Regions from separate parts of the Mus musculus genome. Here region 1 is linked to region 2. A link is a loop called in an ENCODE intact Hi-C map of the cell type or tissue named here. Cell type or tissue: heart. All regions are shown on one strand.

The links. A loop is a pair of places that touch in the nucleus more often than their neighbours do. Peaks named below come from ENCODE experiments on the same cell type or tissue, not always from the same donor. Only the 100,000 strongest peaks of a DNase experiment are listed, where the experiment ranks them.
Region 1: it touches region 2 in a loop (2.2-fold over the local background); 1 of 42 quality-filtered maps calls a loop at or near these places.

The regions. Positions count from the first base shown.
Region 1 is chr13:30,727,539-30,731,538 of GRCm38, reverse strand. No RefSeq gene overlaps it. Among named protein-coding and RNA genes, the nearest start is that of Irf4, 20 kb to the left of the region's middle. In heart, a CTCF peak has its summit at 2,061; DNase peaks (open chromatin) are centred at 2,108 and 3,248.
Region 2 is chr13:30,543,581-30,547,580 of GRCm38, reverse strand. Uqcrfs1 (ubiquinol-cytochrome c reductase, Rieske iron-sulfur polypeptide 1) reads left to right here and starts at 2,265. Exons shown (of 2, transcript NM_025710.2): 1 at 2,265-2,547. The coding sequence starts at 2,334. In heart, a CTCF peak has its summit at 2,393; a DNase peak (open chromatin) is centred at 2,210; H3K4me3 peaks cover 2,304 bases; H3K27ac peaks cover 1,566 bases.

The sequences.
Region 1 (4,000 bases), 180 kb before region 2:
CTGTTAATATGTAAAGGGTGCAAAGAAGAAAGCTGTCTATCCCGTTATCTGAACTAAGGCACACAGATAGGCAACTGCCTGTCTTAATTTAATTGACTATGTGCAGTTTGTCGACTCCTTTGTTCCATCATTATTCTAAATTCCAGACCAGAGTCCAGGAGAGGACCTGACTATAAAAGCTGAATTGGGACCCTGAAACCACGTGACCTGGATAAGACCCAGCCACCAACATTAAGTTCTTGACTAACTCCTTGTGTCAAAATATGATTGGTCAATGCAACAGTCCACTCGGTCCTCCACCCCACCCCCACCTCCTGCTTTGTGTTCCCATCCTATAAAAATATTGTACAGTTTCCCTTTGGAGGGTGCAGTTTCAGAGGCAGAACTGGCTGCCTCTTTGAAAGACTAGAAAATAAAGCTTTAATTTTTAAACTTCTGTCTCTGAAGTGAGTTTTTCTTGGCTTCCAATTAGAACCCAATAGCTGTCTTTTCATATATATATATATACATATATGGCATTTTTTGAAGATCAAGTGTCTGTAGCTGTGTGGATGAATAAATAAAGTTGAATGGTTTCATTATTATACAGTGGCTTACACTGAGTTCCATCTCTTTTTGTATTTTTTCCCCTACATCAACCCAGAGGTACATGGTGCTTAGCTTCTGCCAGGGCATTGGACATTTTGGTGATTCTATTTTTATCTATCTATCTATCTATCTATCTATCTATCTATCTATCTATCTATCTATCATCTATTTATTTATTGTGTGTGTGTGTGTGTGTGAGAGAGAGAGAGAGAGAGAGAGAGAGAGTCTTGATATGTAGCCCAGGCTAGCCTCACTGAACTCGTGGCGAGCATTCTGCCCCAGTCCCCTGAGTACCACTTTGCATGGCTCTCGTTTTGGTTTTGAGGGGAGCAGAATAATTTTTTTTAACGGCTAGTCCCTCTGGTAGTTTGGGGACCTCTCTGTCATCTGTGCTGTAATGTTTTTTTGGTACCGCTAGTCAGCGATTTTGCGGAATGTCTCTCCATTGCCCGATGCTTGTTCTGGTTACGTTGAGGTCAGTGCAGTTTTGGTAAAAGTCCCACAGAGGTGACACTGTGTCTTCAGTGCATGACATTAACGGTCATGTGACAGTAATGGGCTTATTAATGTCCCCGTTGCCCTTGATAGTCCAAGTAGGGCTCTAAGTAAAGGGTTTCCCCTCTGATCACCGATCAGGTTTTCTTTCTGGTTGGTGTCTCTCTTGGGAGAGATAAGTCCAGACTATGCAAATACAGCCTCTCCCACGTGCTGTGCCTGGTGACTCAGTGACTGGGTAGTCAGCCCAGAGTTAGCACTGTCCTAGGTAATGGCGATTTTGTACTTTTCTTGTCCGGTCCCCATTTACTTGCCTGAATTCTTCTACAAGCAAGAATGCCCCAGCCTTCTGTTTGTTGATTCATTCAATTCTATGTCAGTTTGGACTCCTGTACTTATTTTATTTTATTTTATTTTATATCATATAAACATTTTTCCTTTTTTATTGGCTATTTTCTTTATTTATACTTCAAATGTGTGTATTTGTTTTATTCCATGGGTTAGATGCTAATGTTCTCATAATTTGCTGTTCAAATTCAAATTACACCAGTTTGGTCCATCAGGAGTTTTTTTTTCTTTTTGTTTTTGTTTTTCTTTTTGATTGGCTCAGTAGCCTCTTGATGTGTTCCTTTCTTTTTCAAGTACTTCCTTGTTTTCTGGCTGCACAAATGTCTCAGGCTCCTCACATAAGCTCTCCCTTTCGAGTCTGGGCACCAACCACTTCTCCCTGAGTCCCACCGTGTGTTGGAGCTTTTTCCAAATCATCCCTGATTTCAATCAATACCTTCTTTTGGAGCTGCTGACCACCACAATCCTTACCACCTAGAGTAGCTCCCACACATCCTAAGCAGCTCATGGGTGGACGCACTCAGGAAGAACAAGCCAAGATCAGCCACTCCCATCTCCTTTAGTGGCCCTTGGTCACTCAGCAAACCGTCCTGTTGAGCAGCCAGAGAGACCGGACCCTGAAGCAATTCCAGCTCCTGCCAGCCTGTGGAGCCTGAAACTCGGAATCAAACCTCTGTCCTCATTTTTCTAAAAATAGTTCTTAAGGAGACAGGATCCCCGGACGGCACAGAGCCACCCAACATAGCACAGGCAGCCTGAAGATGGGAACTCTGGGCAGGGACATTAGTGGACATACATGTGTAAGAATTTATCAGTGGATATGCACAGGTAACTGAGAGCCATATCAAGAACCACTCAGCAGGCTGAGGACGGTAAACACTGTAGCCCGCTGACTGCGTGTTAGAGTACTGCTCAGTCTAGAGCTAAGTACTTGAAATCAGCATTCGGGGCTTTTCTTGGTTTGAATACTTTTCTCCATTCACTGCTACTTCATGGCTGGCACTAGGAGACACAGGGCTGCAGTCACAGAAATTCCAGAGTGGCAGAGTAAAGTGTTAATAATTTATGTCTTACAAGAAAAGTCATAGGTTTCCAGGGTCATACAAGATCGTCAAATACTCTGAGTCATTCCAGAGTGCAAGAACTGGGGAGCCTGTGGAGACTTGGGGTTGCCTTTGGAAGCTTGTGGGAACCCAGACTTTGAAGGTGCAGCCTGCTCTAGCCTCTGCTGCACTGCCTCCGCCTTCATTCTTCATCTGTCACACATGATGCTAATCCAACTGTGCAACTCACTTCTCTAGTAAGTGGAGATACCGTAGAGAGCAGCCCTTGAGACAGATGAGTACCCCCCATCCTCACCCCCACCCTACCCAACAGGCTTTGCACTTTTTCTTGTGGAAGGTGCTAGACAAGTGCTCTACCACTGAGCCACACCCCAGCCTATTTGTTGCTCCCTAGCAACATGCTCTTTTGGAACTTCTAGGCCACCAAGTCCAGATCCAAGTGTGACGGCACCATTTTGATTTGGCTTGGTTCTTGCCAGTGGGAGCTCCTACAGGCCTCCTCTCAACCTCCAGTGACCACACCTTCCCTGATGGTTCTACAGAGAGGCAGGGAATCTTCAAGCTTGACCTAAGGGGACTGATATGGGAAAGGCCCGCAGGGGAGGGGAGAGAGGCTTGTAGGGTGGAAGAGGGTTGCAAAGGGGAGAGGGTGCCGCCTTTGAGGAACCGAAAGAGCTGCAGGCTGAGCTGGTGGGCAAGCACTGAGGAGGTGGGGCTCAGTGGTTACTGCTGCAGCAGGCTGGTGCAAGGGAAGGCGCTCAGGTGGCTTTCAAGGGAATTGAAGCCTGGATGGGCTTCGGGACGGGCTGATTTAGGATGTAACAGTGATAACATCTACTGTTGGAGCATCAATCGCCACATAGATGGTATTGATACAGGGATGTTGCTGTTTGTCACTGCCACTGCTACTGTTGTCATTGCTTCTGCTGCCACAGGCATTGCTGGTGCTGCCCTCTGGTACTATATATCTTCCTGCTCTGCTGTGGCTACTGTTAGTACTCCTGCTGCTATGGCTGCTGTCCTCTGACACAATGGCTACTGGCCACCATCTCTTCTGTCTTCTGCATTAATCTCCACCCAAGAGACTGTAAGCAAAGTCCTGTCTTTTACCTTGATCCTTCTTCTCCATGTCTCAAGACTAGACCCCAGACACTCTTCAACACTGCTGATAATTTAAAGAGAAAGTGCTTGGACCCAGGTTCAGGGAGCTTGTCTCCTGGCCTTAGGAAGCTTCCCTTTGGAGACCAAGAGTGACTAGGAGGCAGCGATTCCACATAAACCTTTGTCAGCCACCACTAAGTACATCAGCCTGGGCTTCATGGAAAGGCGGTTTGTGCCCCAAGCTTTCACTTCTTAGACAGGCAGGTGCCAAGTATCTGTGCCATGCCAGGTATTATTCTAGGACCAGCCCCTCAGAACTTGCATCTGAGAGAGGAGTGGCATCTCATGCCTACACAGAGCTGCTTAGTCCTATTGCAACATTAAGTGCTAAGAGGTAAACTGAA
Region 2 (4,000 bases):
TGTGTTGCTTCATCTTCTACCATGTATGGACACAGTATCCTTCCTACAGAGAACACAGCAATAGGACACCTTCTTTGAAGAAGGGAGTTGTACTGGTCAGCCAACTCTCCCTACTGGTGGTCCCTTCATCGTGGACTTCCAGTTTCCAGATCTATAAGAAGCTTTTTTTTTTTTTTTGATTCTTTGAAAATTATCCAGTCTCAAGAAATTTTAAAGAAAATGGCTGGTGAGATGGTTCAGCAGGTAAAGGTGGATGGTCTATCTGAGGTCTATCCTCAAGACCTGTGAGATAGGAGAGGACCGACTCCCACAAGGTGTCCCCTGACCTCCAAATGTACAGGATGGGACACTTGTGCCATGGTGTGTAGAGGACACAAATGCAAACACATATAAGTAACTAACTAGTCTTAGAAATTTAGTGATAGCAGCACAACCAAGATAGCAACAGTAGGAAAGGAACTTAGCAGGTTTCTGTTAGTTTTGAAAAGCAGGTGAACTGAACCCAAGTCAGAGGTCTGAAGCCCAAAGCTTGAAAACGTTTCAGTAAGATGCAATGGGCCATCCTGGCTCTTGTAGGAGAACTGGCCTCTGACATCCTCAAAAACTGATGACGAACAGACCTATGCCTGGCCCTGGCTCGTCCTTGTTGGGTGGTTTCTCAGCTGAGGCTGTCTGTCCAGGGCCAGCTCAGATGTATATGGTGTCATATGCATCTGGAAAGCTCCATGGTCCATCTCTTGTCAAGCACTGGCACCACCAGCAGCAGTTGGCATCTAGCTGGGGATTTGGTTCCATCATGAGACAGAGCCACAGGCAGGGGCAGTTTGGGGTGAAGACTTCCATCTGGAGATTCAGCTGAGAGAGAAAAGGTTAGATTGATCTCTGCCATGGTGGATATTCACTCCTGGTTCCTTAGGTGAGATCTACATGGAGTGCATGCTTCTCTGGGGTTATCCCAGGTCCTGTCCCTGTTCAGAACATAACTGAATGAAGTGACAGTGACAAGAAAGGACCCAGACTAGGCAGCAAGTATCCTCCCTGGCTAAGGACACCTGCAATCATTCCTCTGTGAGGGCCCGGATCTCCTGGGTGTTGTTTTACATTGCTGCTATAACAAACATAGTGTCTTAAAACAACACAACTACATTGTTTTACAATTCCAAAGGTTTAGAAACCAGCCAAGGTCCTAGAGTCCATGTATTATACAAGCATCATATCACAATCATGCCAGAGTGTGCAGTGCTTAAATTCTTAGTTTTTTTTTTTTACTGTTTTTTCTTTTTAAACCCTAAAAGAATAAACGAAGTATTTGGTATAGAGAAAGTTGTATGGATGAGAACTTCATTCTTTGAAAGTGAATGCCATCTCTAAACTCAATTGTCTGTGTGAACTTGAAATCAAGGTTTGTTCTACTTGGAAAAGTGGAGATTTTCAAGTGTAAGAGGGATTAACGTTTATTAGCACCTCACAGAGACTTTGTTAGTGGTGTAGTCAGAACTGAAAGAGAAGTTAGAAAGTTGGCAGTTTTCTCACTATGTGAAGGAGAGTAAGAGTCCCTCCCTTTTGTACTGCTGAACATCACTTGGGAAACCCCACTTGTTCAGAAACAAACAAACAAACAAACAAACAAAAACCCCTCAGGGGTCTACAATACTCCACTGCTTCCTGGCAATCTATGCAGAGCAAAGGGTCTAAGGACCAGGTCCTTCACTGGTAAAATGCTGGTATCAATAGTGTTATTTCATCAAGATCATAATTACAAATGAACAACGAAGGAAACTACCAAATCAAAAGCGTAGTAGATCATGAATAATCGTAAGCCACCGTTTTGTTTTGTTTTGTTTTGTTTTGTTTTTGTCAAACCTTGCATATAGGTTTCTGGCTCTTTTGTTGTAAGAAGATCAAAATCGTCTTGGCAAAAGACAAAAAGCGGTTGGTATTTATTCTAGGTGATAGGCGTTAGGAAGTAGTAGTAGCCTGTTGTTTTTTTTTTTCTCATGCCTCGGTCGTCCCCGATTTAAGGTTTTGCCCTAAATGAAGGATCTCAATCACGACCACAAGAAATCCCTCCCGACTTCGGTTTTCCTGGGGCAGGGCGACCGAGTCAGACACCAGAGTGTCTCCAGGCCCTGCCCTTTCCTGCCCGGGCCCCAACCTGCGCCCGAAGCCACGCCCCCAACGCGGCGTCCCTCCCGATTCGCTCAACCTTGCGAAACGCCCTTTCCGGCGTCGCGCTGACGTCACAAACCCTGCGCCTCCCGCTCCTCTTCGGGCCGTCGTTCGAACGAAAGGTCGTCCCTGTGACCGACGAGGTGGTTTGAGCAGCTGTCGCCATGTTGTCGGTCGCCGCCCGCTCGGGCCCGTTCGCGCCCGTCCTATCGGCCACTTCCCGCGGGGTGGCGGGCGCGCTGCGTCCTCTGCTGCAAGGCGCGGTGCCCGCCGCCTCGGAGCCACCTGTTCTGGATGTGAAGCGACCCTTCCTGTGCCGCGAGTCCCTGAGTGGCCAGGCCGCAGCCCGGCCTTTGGTGGCCACGGTGGGCCTGAACGGTGAGCCGGCTTCGGAGTACCCCGATCTCGTTCCCTGCGGCGGCGGAGGGCGGTGTGCTGGGATGTGGTGGGCCGGCCGCGGCTACCTTGGCAGGCCGAGCGCTCCCCGGAGCAGGCGGGCTCACGGTGACGGGATGCTCCCGTAGCTGCATCCCCCAGGAGTCAGGAGCCGGTCTGCACGTCAGTCTGGGTTCCCTCCTCAGGCTTCACTTGACTTTCTTGATTAAGATCGGCCTCCCTGTATCATGGCTAAGATACTGTTAGTTACAGGAATTTGACCTTGGGCAAGTTTCCTCGATGTTACCACAACTTTGTAGGGGTGTTGTGAGTCTTACACTAGAGAATTCTATGTAAAGCCATTGGTACGGTTTAGACGATAAGTGTTCAAAATAGAAATTGAAACAACCATGTAGGAAGTTGTCAGTGTACTGGTACAGTCGCTTTTCAGCATCTTAACTCCCTAGCAGCCCCATCCCTATAGACACAAAACCAGCCCTGTCAGTTCCACTGTAGGGGATCAGCAGTGGTTTCAGATACCAGGCTCTACGGCTTTCATAATCTTACTTAGTCGTGAAGGCGAGGCAGTCAGAAATGATACTTTTTTTTTTTTTTAATACAGAAAACAGAGGTGAAGTGACCCACACAGTGGGAATCTATGCAGTGCGGTCTCTTCCTAGTTTATCTAAGTCTGCTTCACATTCCCTTGTGACTTAAAAATCTAGAAAGCTTTCTGGTGTCTCCTGAAATGTGGGAAGCTGCACTGGGCTCGTTTGGTTTCTGCTCCGATAGTTGACTGACTCTTCACTTTTTCAAGTAGATTAAACCTTGATTTCAAGTTCACAGGGACCATTGAGTTTAGAAATATCATTCACTTTAAAAGAATGAAGATCGCATCCATATAGCTTTCTCCTCTATACCAAGCAAAGTAACATACTATGATTGTTCAGTGTATTACCTACTTGGCACTGCTTGGGGTTGAGTTTATGACCTTTCTACATGTCAACCAAATTGCCTTCTTAGACAGCTTTTCACTCTGCATTCATTCTAATCCTGCCTCTCTGTCTGTCTGTCCTGCCTCTCTTTGAGGCAGGGTCTCACTATGTATCCTAGGCTGTCCTCAGACTCAAGGTCTTCCTGACTGTCTTCCCAGAGCCACCATGGTTAGCTTTTCCTGCAGATTTTTAATGATCCCCACTGGGTTTGCTGTTTATCTCTATTTTAGCCATTAACCTTAATGTCAGGTCAGATTACAAAGTTTACTTTTGCTGATATCTTGATGTCATTATAGCATGTTGACACTCTCCTCTCTATTGTTGAGACTTCTGGCCTTGGTTTAAAGCGGTAGAATAATAGCTCCTTAGTTTTTGTCTCCCATTATCAGGTTTTGTATACATTTGAGTCAAGATCTTTTTTCAGGGTAAATGTGAAGGGGCACTATTGGGTCTTTGAAAAA